Linked DNA regions of Homo sapiens: region 1 is linked to region 2. The links are chromatin loops, found by intact Hi-C in ENCODE. Cell type or tissue: dorsolateral prefrontal cortex. All regions are shown on one strand. Links, peaks and the distances in the headings refer to the core of each region. The heading gives the core; the rest is flanking DNA.

Evidence for each region. Hi-C counts contacts between places; a loop is a spot of excess contacts. Peaks named below come from ENCODE experiments on the same cell type or tissue, not always from the same donor. Only the 100,000 strongest peaks of a DNase experiment are listed, where the experiment ranks them.
Region 1: a loop joins it to region 2, with 4 times the contacts of the local background. A loop is called at or near these places in 1 of 110 quality-filtered maps.

Annotation. Positions count from the first base shown.
Region 1 is chr10:123,958,091-123,965,634 of GRCh38, forward strand. LOC107984128 (a long non-coding RNA gene) reads right to left here. Exons shown (of 3, transcript XR_001747628.2): 1 at 6,855-7,544; 2 at 3,876-3,976. Among named protein-coding and RNA genes, the nearest start is that of CPXM2, 70 kb to the left of the region's middle. RefSeq lists an enhancer at 5,798-5,967. In dorsolateral prefrontal cortex, for the core only: no CTCF peak of the experiment used is centred there; no DNase peak of the experiment used is centred there; H3K27me3 peaks cover 859 bases.
Region 2 is chr10:123,663,405-123,670,948 of GRCh38, forward strand. GPR26 (G protein-coupled receptor 26) reads left to right here and starts at 2,951. Exons shown (of 3, transcript NM_153442.4): 1 at 2,951-3,671. The coding sequence starts at 3,004. RefSeq lists enhancers at 2,159-2,696, 2,697-3,235, 3,236-3,773. In dorsolateral prefrontal cortex, for the core only: no CTCF peak of the experiment used is centred there; no DNase peak of the experiment used is centred there; H3K4me3 peaks cover 1,501 bases; H3K27me3 peaks cover 4,774 bases.

The DNA of each region.
Region 1 (7,544 bases), core at 1,376-6,375, 300 kb after region 2:
AGTTGAATTTACCTACTCAACAAGGGTTAAGGCTTTTTACCAATATTTGTGGAGAAGATTTTAAGATTTTTTCATTTGCCCAATTTCCAAATAGTCCTTTCTTTTTCTCTTTTCAGCCTCAGGTGCTTGCTTTTGAGGGGCCCTGTGTCCCTTATGAGCCCCTGGAGGGTAGAGAGGCTAAAATTCAATTGACTCAGGGGCAGGAGTGGGAAGGGAAAGGATCTGGCAAAGGTAACCAGAGTTGGCAGAGCATCTAGTCAGCAGGGGTTCAAAGAAAGGAGCTTCTGGTGACAGAATCATTCCAGTGAGAGAAGCAGGATCCAGTAGAGAGAACAGAAAGAATAAACAGAACGGGGAGGCCTCACAGAGAGTCAGGAAGAAAGACTTCCAGCCCAGGGAGTCAGGGAATAATTCCAACTCAGAGCAAGGAGCCAGGAAAAAGACGTCCCAGCTAAGGAAGTACCCTTGAAAAGAAGCCTGGAACTCTAACCCAGCTTCACAGAGTATACTCATACCTTAAGAATCAAAATCTGTCTTTACCAGCTTGCCCATTTCACCACATTAGGACACATAGAGTGTACCTTCCAAGGACATTTGTCCAGAGCAATTGTTCAGGAGTCTGACTCATCAACTGATCCTCTACTGTATTGAATAATTTCACTGTAACAATTATGGGGCCATGGTTGGTCTCTGTCTTTCATTCTCTTCAAATGTCGAATGGGCTTTGACTGTGGTTTACAGTCAAGAGGGATACACTAAAAGATTACCATTCATGCAGGGATTTAAGACCATTTCCTAAAGGGAACTTGAAGCAGTTGACAACTTGGTGGGGGTCTTTCTCTTGAGTTGATAACTCTCTTCATGGGGTAACCTCCACACTCCTGCCTAGGAGAGTCACACATTTGAAGACAGAGCAGAAAAGGGGCTGACATCTCATTTTAGGAAAACCTGCACCTAATCCTGTATTTCAGTGTGCCTCTCCTCTCTTGCCTGCTCCCTGAGACCAAGGTCCCTCTCCTCAGTCTCTCTGGAAAGCAGACCTCCAGTCTTCTGCAGGATAGCAGAAGAGTCAGGTGCCCATTCCTCAAAGGGAAGCAGGGAATCTTGAGGTCTATTTCCTCCACAGACTTTGTATTCCAAATTCCACAGTCCTCCTGCTTTCACCACCACTGGTCACCACACTAGGGATCCTGCCGACTTTCTCTTGTCAGTTAATCATTTACTCTCTTGCTATGGTCTGAATGTATGTGTTCCTGCAAATTCATATGTTGGAACCTAATACCCAGTGTGATAGTACTAAGAGTTGGGGCCTTTAGGAGGTGATTAGGTCACAAAGGCTCCACTCTCCTGAAAAGAATTAGTGCCCTCATGAAAGAGATCTGAGTGCCCCATGAAAGAGATCTGAGCAAGCCTGCTTGCCCATTTCACCATGTTAGGACACAGAGTGTGCCATCTATGTGGAACAGGCCCTCCTCAGCCACTGAATCTGCTGGTGCCTTTATCTTGGACTTCCCAGCCTCCAGAACTATGAACAATAAATTTGTATTGTTTATAAATTACTCAGTCTAATGTATGTTGTTATGGCAGCTGAACAGACTAAGACACTCATTCATCCACTGTCCAGTTCCCAAAACATCCTGTTGTTATTCCACTCACTTTCTATTTGTCCTTAAGAGTTTGTGCTCCCTTTAATTCCTTTACTGTCTTTTTGGTGGGATTTGGGGTGGGGGTAGAAGGAAATTCACGTGTTCAGTCTGCCATATTTAACTGAATGTCACTTCTATCTGGTTTTCAAGGTGTACACTTTAATCAGAGTCTACCACACTAGTCCTACCCTCACTGAACTTCAAAATCCTGCTGTATTCAAGGCCCAAAGGAAATATCAACCCTATCTGAACAAGCCCCTCTGAACAACCCCCAATACCCTCTAATGTATAATTTTACAATATCAGGACCCCATCCACACAGACAGGACCCTTAGAGGGCCTGGGCAAGTGTACAAATGGACACCCACATACCATATGTCTAAATATTCAAAAGTTATAAATCAAGCAAACAAGCTGTTAAATACATTCCCTCCTCCTACAATGATAATTATACTTTCATAACAACCTGGAAACTTAAGTTCAAATTTAGAATTATCGGACTGCTTGGAGTTTTGCACTGAAACAGGCAGTGCAGCAACAGTTGGCCCCTAGCCTGTCCCTTTTTTTCATACTGGCCCACCCTGGACCAGTTGTGAACACCTATATTCACTCTCTAGGCCCTTATATGAAAGCTCTTCTCCCCATCCCCACAAATATCCCCCCTTGGCCCAACTTTGGGCCTAGACGTACTCATCCAATTGTGTGGCCCACCTGAGGAAGAGGAACCCAGGAAGAAAGCCAGCACAGGCCCTGGAAGTGCCTTGGAGCTTGTAATGGTTAATTTTAATGTATCACTTTGGCTGGCCACAGGCTGCTCAGATATTTGGTTAAACATTATTCTGGGTGGGTCTATCAGGGTGTTTCTGGATGAGATAAACATTTGAATCAGTAAACTAAGTAGACTGCCCTCCCCAGTGTGAGTGGGCTGCATTCAATCCATTGAAGGCCTGAACAGAACAAATGGCCAAGTAAGGGAGAATTCTCTCTCCTCTGTCTGACTGCCTTCTAGCTGGGAAGTTGGTCTTCTCCCACCTATGGATTTAGACTTGGACTTGGATGGAATGTACACCACTGGATCTCCTCATTTTCAGACCTTCAGACTCAAACTGGAACTATACCATTGGATCTCCTGGGTCTCCACTTTGCCAACTGAAGATCTTAGGATATCTCAACCTCTATAACTACGTGAGCCACTTCCTTATAATAAAGTGTTTATAATAAATGCTTCTTATATAATATATATACATTTAAATATGTGGGTGTGTAACCTATTGGTTCTGTTTCTCTGGAGAACTCAGACTAACACAGGGTCATTTGGATGGGGCTTTCCAATGTTCCAGGAATTGGAGCATTGTCTAGAAGGCAGAGGTGTAGGAGACCAGAAAATGCTACTCCAAAGTATGCCTCTTTGGCTTAAGACTTATTTTGAGCTTATTATTTTGAGAAGCTACAGACACAAAAGATGCTCTGAAAACAAAGTGGCAGCTACCTTTGTGTAAGGGAAATTTATATCTATAAAAGGTGAAATCTCCATCTGTAAGAGTGTCTCCCTCTCTGTACCAGGACTCAAATCACTAAAGACTCTTATCAATGGAGAAGGCGCTGACTCAGATCTGCAAATACAAACATTACTCTTTGTTTACTGTGCTTTTTCTTCCCATAACCAGCCTTCCCCATGCCCTTGTTTCTTAGTTTCCATAGACAATAGTTTTTAAGCCTGAATTCCAAGCCACCTCTTTGAGATTCATTCATTTTTCTGAGTACCTCCCATCTATGCATGAGGGTATACTTGTTATTAAACTTCTGTTTTTCTCTTGTTAATCTGTCTTTTGTTACAGGGGTCTGTCCCAACTAAAAACTATGAAAAGTAGAGAGAAATTATTTTCCTCCCCTACACAGGCATGAGCTCCAAGTTGGCATGTCAACTTGGCTTTTGGACTCTAACCCTAGGAAAAGGGCAAGACCAGAGAAAGCTCAGACGGAGTGTGACACAGAAGTGTCAGAGGGGGCCAGCTCTTGTTGTCTAGGAGACTTTCTGATCTCACTCATGTCTGGAACAAAGGAGAGAAGAGTCTTCCCCATCCCAAGCCTAGCTCAAAGAAATAAACATTCACAAAAATTTCGTAGCTTCCAATCTTATAGCATCATCCAAATCCCTCCCAATTTGTACCCACCTCCCATCAACATAATAACCCACCTCTTCCAGGGAACAGAGCCAAGGAGGTTTACCTTTTAAGGGCTTTGTCTTCTGTTACGATCTGCCATGGTCTACAGCATAACCAGTTAAATCTTGATCTCTTTCTGTCCAGCTTCTTCTGTCTTCCTGACGCCTAGTGTCCATATGTCAAAATATATTGATATATATTTTAGAAATGGAGACAATCAGCCATTAAAACAGTAGTTCCCAGCCTTTAGGGTTTCAGAAACCAATACTTTTAATTTTAATTCACAGGCCATGATTCCATTAAAGAAAGCCAGCTGAACACAAAAATATAGGAACAGCATCATCTCTGTGTAAAGGATACTCCAAATTAAATAAGCTTGGCTTTATAAAAAAAAAAAACTCACTATATTTTCTTTACTTTTCACATTTAGTCTTAGACCAGGGAAACTTGATTCTTTTCTCATTTTTTCCACAAAGACCAATATTTGGAAATTACTTCTTTAAAGCTCATAACGGGAAAAATTTTAAAGCCGTTATGTTAACACGGAAGTACGCCAGTGTCCAGATTCCTGGGATGGGCAGGGAGTACAGAGAGAAGAAGACGTCTGCCCTCCAGCAGGGCTTACTCCAATTCTATTCTTTTTCCATGGCTCAGGCTGGACCTTGACATTGACAGGCGCAGCTCCTAAATCTTCCTTTGTTTTCAAATTCATTTCTCCCAGGTCGTCTGGACTGTAAGCTCCTCTACAGTGACAAGTATTTTGCTTCATTTTTGTTTCTTCTTCTCATCTCCAAAGCCAGGACTAGGGTGAGCTTATCTCTCACCGTTCCCCCAACAAAAGCCCTCTCTCCAGGTGCTGCCTCTGCTGCCCTCACCTGTGCTGTGCCCATCCAGCCTCCCCGTACTTGCTCATGCCCTCTCCCCCAGAAATGCCCTCTGCCTTCCCAGATGCTGTGGAGCCCAGCCCAGGGCCCCTCTCCAGGAAGCCCACCGGAACCTCCCTGTCTTCTGAGTGCCTGTGACCCTCTTAGCAACACTGGGTTCTCAGCAACCTCCAACCTCCAGGCGTTCTCAAATCTATCACAGGTGTGTCCACTGGACTGGAGCTCCACCTGCATCACACACTGTCATGGATGTGTCAGGAGTTGGCATCTTACCATCCTCTGCCCCAGGAGCAGTATGGGGGCTTTTTGCTAAAAGCCAGTACACTGAAGCTTCAGCCTAGATTGTAGCCCAGCGTTCTGCTCACAGTTGGGGGAACCAGACGGGGGCTGCCCGGCTGTCCTGCCTTACCCTGCGGGGAGAGCGCTTGGTTATTTCCATCCAAGCCCCTCCCTGGTGCGTTTGTTCTGCAAACTCTCTGGTCACACTCCAAGCCACTGCCTTTGCTGCACTGTCTGTAAACATGACAGTCTCGGGGCTATATTAAGATTTTATGAGTCTGTAAAACAGATTAAGAGATTCAGTGTGAAATTCTCCTTTTTAAAAGCTCTTCTTTCCCTTCAGATCCCATCAGCTGCACCAGCCCTGGCCCCATTGGCTTCCCATCCTGCCTGGGGACTGCTCTGAGATTTCAAAGTTAAAGTAAATGCTGCTTTTTCAAAACATATGGGCACCAGCTTCCCTCCCTTCTCATCCAGTGTTACTATTCGACTAGGTGATGGATCCCATTTTTCTTGACACTTAGGCATTGAAGGGGCTTTCTAAATGGTGTCTTTCCCTTCTCTAAACAAGCATGGCTCAAAATATAAGCTACTCAAGTGAGAATGTGAGAGGATGAACAATTGGCCTGGTTTTCCTGGGACTTTCAGCACTAGAAGTCCCATGTCCAGAAACCCCACGGCGCTGGGCAAAGTGGGAGAGTTGTTTGCCCTAGCATGAAGGCTTCTTGCAGAATCACCAAATGTTAGAACCAGGGGAATTGTCTGAACACTGGGAGAGAAGACTTTCAAATGATTTAGAGCCTCAGACCACTGTTTCAAATGAAAACTTATCTGAGAAGCAATAAGCAAACAGACGCGACAGGAAATCCTCTGGTGGACAGAGGTGGGGAGCCTGCAGGGAGAGTAAGGCTCTGACCTGGAACACTGGGCTTCTCTGATGTCATCCAACAATCACCCAACCCCCAAGAAGACAGGGGGCTCCCACTCACCTCAAATCAAAGCCCTGGGAGGAGCTTTGCAGTGACTTTGGTTAATGATATCAGATTAAAAACTGCAGCCCCAAGGGGAAGTATGACTTTAGGGGCCAAACTAGACCTCCTCTTCCTTAATTTCCAAAAGAGACAGCTAGACATGCCCTCTGGCAGCACCTCCTTCCTCCCCACATACATTTGCTTTCTAATTTTGGAAAATAATCTCATGAACCCCAAACCCAATCTTAGAGACACTGCCACATAAAACCCCCACACGCATGCATGCATGCACCCACAGTCGCCTCCCTGGGGGCCTTGCACACCCTGACTGAGAGGGCAGCCAGCCCTGCTTCTGGCAGGGAAGATGGAGAGAGGGACAAGGAGAGGAAAAGGAAAAGGGAGAATCAGGCAGACAGAAGTAGGGCAGAAGCTGGGTTCAGAGCCTTGGCCATGCTATCACCAGCTTACAGCCGAGAAACAGACAGGCAGAGTGAGGGTACGAGGCTGGGGTCAGAGGTTTTGAAGCCAGACTCATCCCTGGCCTCCTGACTCAAGGCTCTTTCTGCCACCCAGACAGAATCATACCTAGCTGGGCCATGGCTATTTAAGGGAGGCCATTCACCCACTAATCACAGATTCTGACCTTCATGGCTTAGTCTGACCTTCACAGCTTAGTATGAAAAAAATGCAGGGAATGGGGGCATTTGAGGAGTCCATGCCGGGACCTCCAAACACTGCATCTCTGAGATCAATATAGACCTTCTGGAAAGGCCCTGGTTATTTACAAGCTTCTGCTCACACCTAGTGCCCAATTCGTCACATTCTCACTAAACACAACCTCAGCACCATGGGGGGACAGGGAAGGGTCTGTTCTCCCTGCACATAGAAGCGGCCAGGCACCCAGCTTACCCTGAATCTGGAAACTTCTGCACTCAGAATCCTGGATTCCATTCCCCAGTCAACTGCAGGTCCCAGGTAAGGAAACCCATTCCAGTTCTCTGAGTTTGGGAAGAAAGGGCAGGCCCACTCATCGGTGATGCTGGAGCTCCAGCTGAAGAACCCACCAGCCCTGGAGGAGGGGGGCCTGGGCTGGGCGGACTCTCTGGCAAGAGCAGGTTTCCATGGAGACATGAATCCAGGGCTGGAAGGACCTTCTCAGTTTGCTCTGAGCCACTGCCTGGCTCACACCCTACGTGAGGCTCCTGCCCTCATCTCCCCCTGGCATATTCTCCCCACATTGGACTGGCAGATGATGGCTCACTGTGCAAAGCACTTAGTGACAGGATCCTTTTATTCCTCACTCTAACCAACCCAATGGGCACGAACTCCATCAAAGGATGAAGCAGAGTCCCAGAAGATCAAGTGTTCGCCCAAGTCTCAGAGTTTGGGAAGAAAGGGCAGGCCCACTCATTGGTGATGCTGGAGCTCTGGGCGAAGAACCAAAAGTCACCCAGTGAGTTCACGGGGACACACAGCTCCACCTCCAGCAGAGGTTCCTACTCCCCCAGCTGGGACAGCCACTGCAGCACCGCTCTGCTCTCTCGCCTCCCCAGCGGCAGACACCCCAGCCTGTGCCACGGCCACTGCTCAGGGTGAGCC
Region 2 (7,544 bases), core at 1,051-6,050:
AAGTGGAAGAGCAGAGGGAGGGAGACACACAGGGAGAGAGAGAGAGAGAGAAGGAGGGGGTGGTGGCAAACTCATCCTTTAATAAGGAACCCATTCCCATGATAATGGCACTAATCCACTTATGAAGGCAGTGCCTCCATGAGTCAAACACCTCCCATTGGGACCCACCTCCCAATACTGTTGCATTGGGGGTCAGGTTTCCAACACATGAACTTTGGGGGACACATTCAAACTATAGCACAAATAGCTCCTATCTCCTGCCAGGAGCTATTTGTAGGGGACACTTCCTTGGCAGCAGGAGAGACACACAGATGAACAGCGTCCTCTGCTGTCATATAACAGGTATTTAATGAGACATGTAGCCAACACTAAAATCTGTAGGCTACATGAGGGGGCCAAGGGTTGATGATATTGCTAGCATTCTGCCCTGTTTCCTTCTCTGGGAAGCAAAGCTAAACGTACACATTACCTTATGTAGTCATCACCACGGCTCTGAAAGGTAAATAAGAAAACCTAGCCTCAGGGATGTTGAGTAAGTTGCCCAGGGTCCTATGAAATCAGTGAGTGGTGTGTCGTTAAATGTTTAACCACAGGCTGGGGTGGGAGAAGCCCTGATCTATGGAGTTTGCTGATTTCTATAATGCAAAAACTCATTGTGGTGGATTTTAAGCAACCAACATGCTGTCACTGAAGCAGAGATGGAGAGAGATGCCCATAATGGGCCCTTTTGAGCTGGTGTGAGCTGGCTTCAGAACTCCACTGTCTGCAGCTGTCAGTCACTCAGATAACTGTCAATGAGTGTCATCTGTGGACACACAGAGAAGAGAGGGAATCTTGTTTCTGCCCTCCTGACACCTCATTTCATGAGCATTTAATAAAGTTTGGATGTTTGTCCCCTCCAAATCTCATGTTGAAACATAATCCCCAATGTTGGAGGTGGGCCCTGGTGGGAGGCGAAGGCGATTGGATAATGGGGGCAGAGCCCTCATGAATGGGTTGGCACCATCCTGAATGACTTCTCAGTCCATGAGAGATATGGTGTTTAAAAGCCTGGGACCTCCCCCTTCTCTTTCTGGCTTTCACTCTTGCCATGTGACATGCCTGCTCCCACTTTGCCTTTTGCCATGATTAGAAGCTTCCTGAGGCCCTCATCAGAAGCTGAGCAGATGTTGGAGCCATGATTGCATACCTTGCAGAATCATGAGCCAATTCAACCTCTTTTCTTCATCAATTACCCAATCTCAGGTATTCCTTTACAGCAAAGAAAAATGGCACAATACAGCATCTACAATGTGCTTGGTACTATGTGAAGGAGATAATTAAGTATAATGAGGTCTCTACCTTCAGGGCGTAGAGTCCACCACGTCCTTGCTTGGCTTACTTTATCTAGTGGCTTGAGGCCCAGGAATGTCCAGTCACCACTGGCCACACCAGGAGGCTCCAGAACAGGGCTTTCTATGTCCAGGACAGGGATCTGAGGTTGCTGACATGGTGCAGGGGGTCACTGCAGGGCAGCATCTCACAGAGTTGAAGGGGGCTGCAGGGGTTCTGAGAGCTGCCCCTGCCTGTCCATCCCCACCCCTTCCCCACAGAGTCTTGGTTGAGAACCGAAGGGCCACAGTCCCTGCACACTTTGCTGAGGGGAGGCAGGGGTCCCCTGTGTCCAGGGTCTCTGTTGCTTGGACCATGCCTGCCAGCTGACACCCTCCCCATTTTCTGAAGAGTTCTGGCACCTTATATCAGGCAGGTCCCTCATAAACTAGAATGTGCTGCCTCACCAGTCTCAGGGCAGAGGGGTGTGTGGCTTCAGGGCTACAGGAGGCAGCTGCTGGAACTTGGAGCAGGACAACAGAGTATCCACCATACTAGGGTTAGCTGTCTAGGCTGGTTGTGGACAGCCTGGCTTGCCCAGGTGGGAGCAGTCAGGGTCAGCAAAGGCATCTCCCAGCTGGAGAGATGCCCAGGGGATGTTACAGAGAGCCTCGGGGTCCCTGCAGCAGGCTTAGGATTCAGCCGAAGCTCTGGCTGTAGGGCGAGGGAAAGAAGGCACTGAGAATCGAGTAACCTCAGTCATGCAGCAGCTGTTCTTGGGACAGACAGGCTGGGACACTCACGTCAAGGTCTGCCAGGATAGCATGCAGGCGGGGACAGGTGGCACTGGGGCGTGAAGGTGTCCAGGCATCCCTTCCTTTTCTCAGAGAGATTTCCTTGACTCAGCCTGTCTTTGACACACACGGGGGGATGGAGGATGTTGGGGGAAGGGAGCCACAGTGAGCCAATCACCCTGCACCGGAGCCTTCGGGGCTGGTTCCCTCCGAGCCTGTAAGTGTGAGTGTGTGTGCGCGAGTGTGTCTGTGTGTGCACCAGTGGGGATTTCTGTGATAGAAGCAGCCAGATTCCAGAGACAGAGAGAAGAGGAGGGGGAAGAACAAGAGAGGGGAGAAAATTGGGGGTGGGAGAGACAGACGGAGAGAACAGCGCGGGGGGCGGGGAGAGGGAGAGAGGTGGAGGGGAGAGCAGAGAGAGAGAGAGCGAGCCAGAGAGCAGAGAGGGAGGAAGAGAGAAAGCAAGAGAGCGGGAGGGTGCGCGGAGCGGAGCGGAGACAGAGCTCGCGGGCATGGGGTGAGAGCGGGAGGAAGCAGAGGCAGAGGCGGAGCAGGGGCGCAGGTGCCTGCAACCCAGGATCCCGGGGCGCTAAAGGCTTCGGGTTCTACCGCACGCTCAGTCGCTGGCTCCAGAGGTGCTGCTGGGGGCCAGGGTTCACTGCCGCGCGCCAGGTGCCTGCCCGTGAGGCGGCGCGGGGCTCCCGGGTGGCTGCGCGCCCAGACGCCTGCCCGGGAGGCCGCCTGAGGCTCCGGGGTGGCCGCGCGCCCTCCTGGGAGCCATGGCGGCTGGGGCCGGTGGTCGCCGGGCGGCGGCGGCGCCGAGGGGCTGAGCCGGCCGCGGGCAGCGCCATGGCGGCGCCGGGTTGCGGACCCTGAGCGCCGGCGCGGGGCGCGCACCATGAACTCGTGGGACGCGGGCCTGGCGGGGCTACTGGTGGGCACGATGGGCGTCTCGCTGCTGTCCAACGCGCTGGTGCTGCTCTGCCTGCTGCACAGCGCGGACATCCGCCGCCAGGCGCCGGCGCTCTTCACCCTGAACCTCACGTGCGGGAACCTGCTGTGCACCGTGGTCAACATGCCGCTCACGCTGGCCGGCGTCGTGGCGCAGCGGCAGCCGGCGGGCGACCGCCTGTGCCGCCTGGCTGCCTTCCTCGACACCTTCCTGGCTGCCAACTCCATGCTCAGCATGGCCGCGCTCAGCATCGACCGCTGGGTGGCCGTGGTCTTCCCGCTGAGCTACCGGGCCAAGATGCGCCTCCGCGACGCGGCGCTCATGGTGGCCTACACGTGGCTGCACGCGCTCACCTTCCCAGCCGCCGCGCTCGCCCTGTCCTGGCTCGGCTTCCACCAGCTGTACGCCTCGTGCACGCTGTGCAGCCGGCGGCCAGACGAGCGCCTGCGCTTCGCCGTCTTCACTGGCGCCTTCCACGCTCTCAGCTTCCTGCTCTCCTTCGTCGTGCTCTGCTGCACGTACCTCAAGGTGCTCAAGGTGGCCCGCTTCCATTGCAAGCGCATCGACGTGATCACCATGCAGACGCTGGTGCTGCTGGTGGACCTGCACCCCAGGTGAGCCGAGCGCAGCTAAGGCTCTGGGAACAGCCGCGCGGGATCTCGGCGGGAGTGGGAGGTCCCTAGCCCCAGGGGCTCTTTTCCACCGAGCCTCTGTTTCTTCTGAGAACTCGAGGGTGGGGAAAGCGGCCCAGCTGTGGGGCTTAAGGAGGTGCTTAGGGTATCAGCAAACCAGGGCCACAAAAAATGCGGGTGAGCCCATCTATACATCGGTTTTTGAAGCATCAGGGTAGAAATCACAGACAGTCAGAACTCTGTTGGGCTTCTTCATGCACATTTTCTGTGTTTGTAGCTTTCACTTTAAATGGCACATGGGAAGTCCGTGGTCTTTGTTCCCTATTAAAGACCTTCAAAGTGTTTGATTCTGGCCGAGAGGGCGGCCTCGATGCTTAGGGAGCTCCTTAAGAGCTTTTCAGACCCAAGTGTGTCGCTTCTCTGAGTCTTTCCCTTCTCGGGTGTGTGGCGCTGCCTCTGTCTCACGACTGTGTGTGTGTGTGTGTGTGTGTGTGTGTGTGTGTGTGTGAATTCTGATGGACTCGGGCTGCGTCCTTCTCTGTGGTGGGCCCTGAGGGGTGGGGTGGGGGGCTCTTCCTGCCCTCCCCAGAGAGCACTGTCCAATGTCTGCCTGACTTGGTGCCTAGAGGCTCCTGCAGAAGGAGTGTGCCCCAAGGCTCCTGGGGCTGAATCTGCCCCCACCTCCGTCGTCACGCTGGCTGCTGTTCTCAGGAGGGCAGATGGAGCTGGGCAAGCATGGGTACCCTCTGGGAACCCCTGCCATCGCAGGAGCCTGTCAGGGAGAGAAGGAGGGAACTCTTAGCTGCGCTGTCCTGAGCTCACCTCAGCTTTCCCCAGGAGAATAGGAAATCGAGGAGGGAAACAGCTGGCAGCGTCTGGACTCTGCTATTTTACATCCTGTTGTCCCAGGGGAAGGCAGGCTCCCTGCTCTGTGTCCTGGGACCCTAGATAAGGGGGTGCTGGGGTCCAGATGGTGTCGCAGGTGAGGCAGGCAGAGAGCTCTGACAGGGCCAGCGAGGGCCTTCCGTGTGGGAGAACCCTGGGAACCCAGGGGAGCCTCGGGGCAGAGGAAGCTCTATCCTCTGGTGGATATGTTCCACACCAGGGTTGAAGGGGACAGGCTGGAGGTGTCAGGCTGAGCATTCTGAGTATTTCCTGCACGAGAGCAGTAACAAGCAGTCCTTGACCTTCACAATGCCGACACATTGAAGGGCAAGTGTGCACGTGTTCATTGTCCCCCTGAGCACAGCCATTCCTGATTACACACTGGACCAATCTTCCAGCCACAGAATCCCCACAGATTCAGGAACAGAATGTACATGTGAGTGACTGAGAGCACATAGATACCAGGCCATGTAAACGTGGGAGCTCCACACACAATCTCATGTGTTCACACATAAACTGTATATGTACCAGACAGCTGGCCATGTGTACACAGGTTTACAGGAGTGACACGAGTGCATTCTGCCACAAAGACATACATTGGCTGTCACAGCACATGTCTCTGCATGGTTCAGTGTCCTTCAAGGAAATATTTGCAGCCACAGTTGCAGAGCTATTGCCCTTTCCATGACTCAGAGCTGAGAGGCTCTTCCTTAGAGGGTGCATCCTTAGCGCTTGGGCTGGGACTGCTCTTAGAAGATGTAGGGCAATGTTGTTTAACTCCCGGGACTAAAGACTCCTAGAGGGGGCCCTCTCACCATGAGTCTAACAGCGGAGGAGGGTTGAGCTGGGAGTGGAACCAGTTCTTATTTAGAGCAGTACAAACTGCATTCCCACTCTTCCTCCAACTTCCAGAAGAGGAGGGGCCGTGGTTCCTGTTCAGCCTATTTGGGATGTAGGGCCAGCTCCACTCCTGCAAATCCCTCTGGCCGATGTCAGGCCAGACACTGCAGAGAGAGTCCTGGGGTCTCAGGAGTGGAGGCAGCTACTCTGCTTGCCTTCGATTTCCCCTCCATTCCTCTGGGAGGACCTTGATCTCTTCCTAGCCCCGGGCTGCTTTGAAGAGCCCCTGCTCCCAGTGCCCTGGGACCCTCCAGGCCCAGTCTCATTGGAGAGAGAAAAGACTTCTGGGGCCGGGGTTGCCATCGGCCAGTGCCAACAGGCTCCCTGGACTAATGCTCCCTGAGGTCATGGAATAGTGGCAGACCTGATAGCACTGCCCCTTTAGTGAATACAAACTTGTCCTTCTCTGAGGGGTTGATCCCCGCCAAGCATGTGGGAGGGACAACACAGGAGGGGATGACCAGTCCTCAAGAGACCCTGACAGCCAGTCCACCAGCTTCTATCTTGACAGCACTAAACTCTTCCTCCCTACAAATGAGCAAGTACAGAGCTAGCTCAGGGGCTGCCCCAGGCACCACCAGTCTCAGGCAGTGAGCCTCTCAGGGCCATTCGGTGCTGAGAGCCTGTAGGACCCAGGAGTGCTGGTCTTGGGCAGCAGGAGCTGGCTTCTCCCTCTGGACAGCCAGGACAGCAGCCGGAGTCTTTGCTCACTGGAAGTTTTGTCAGCCTCCACACTGATGGCCTGCTAGGACTTAATTACAAAGGACCTGTTTTGAGGACCCAGGGTGGCATTTGTCTTTGTCAGGAAGCTCCTGGTGGTGTCTGCTCTACCTGCAGGATGTTTGGCACCATAAGTAGCAGTCCTCACCACTTTGCTTCAGCCACCTCCAAAATACCCGGGACCCTCTCTTCTTAATTCAATCTGGGACCCTGGCCCTGGGAAGCATTCCGCACTCCTGCCTTTCTGTGGTGATTTCTTGAGTTACGTTTCTGAAGCAGTTTGGAGTTTCTAATATTTGTTAAACACCTGGTGCTCCATCTGAATGAGCAGCATTCACTTCTCCCAAACCATAGCTGGGGACTAGTTATAGGCAGCCCCTCTCCCTGGTGCTCCCAGGCATGGCAGAGCAGGTGGGCCCCAGGGTATGGTTGCAGGGACCTTGCTCTTCCCTGACTCACTGGCTTGGCTTAGTGATTCAACAGAAACAGAATGTTGATGATGAGGTCTCAAAGGGAAGCAGTGCCAAACCTAACTGGAGCTTCCTCTGAGGCTGCCCCAGGCTCTGCTGGTTCCCCCAGTGTGTCCTCTGTGTCCTGTGAGCAATGTCTGCAGATGTTGCCTGAGTGGCTGACTCTGGAGGGTGTCAGAATTGTGGCTCAGTAGACAGGAACTACACTGTGCCCTTGACTTTACAGATGAGAAAATGAGAGACCCAATTTTCTAAGAGAAGAGAAGCACTCACCTAATTCAACAGATCTAGAAAGTGTCTCAAGCTAAGACTCACACTCAGGTCTGCCCCTAAGATTTATGGATGGAGCAAATAGTGCAAATGGAGGCTCACCAACTGTGTCTATAGAGACTTAGATGTTCTATATTCAGCTTACAAACTGTTAAATGTGTTCTGCCCTCCTGCCTTGGTGAATATACCTTTATAATGACCGGCAAGGCTGGGTTCGCATTTAGAATTCTCAGGCTCCTTGGGGATCAACCTCATATGTGCTGGGAGAGCCGAGCTGGCCCACCTGCCTTGCCTCCCACCCCAGCTCTAACCAGCACCACGAGGGGCCTCCCTTGCACACTGCACGTTGCACACCCATATTCCATGCACGTGTGTTGCTCACAAACACCACCCCTCAGGCGTCTAGCTGGGCACACAGATGGCACAGTCTATCCTCAGGAGGGTGGGACCAGGGGAGATGCCCACACATGTCTTGCAGGCAGGATGAGGGCGTTTGGGCAAAGAATTCCATGTTTTAGGCATTTAGAGCTTGGTTTGGAATGGAAAGTCGGGGCTGTAGGTAGGCACATCCCCTTAGCCCTATGAACTCTTTGTTGTGTGGGGAGGGATG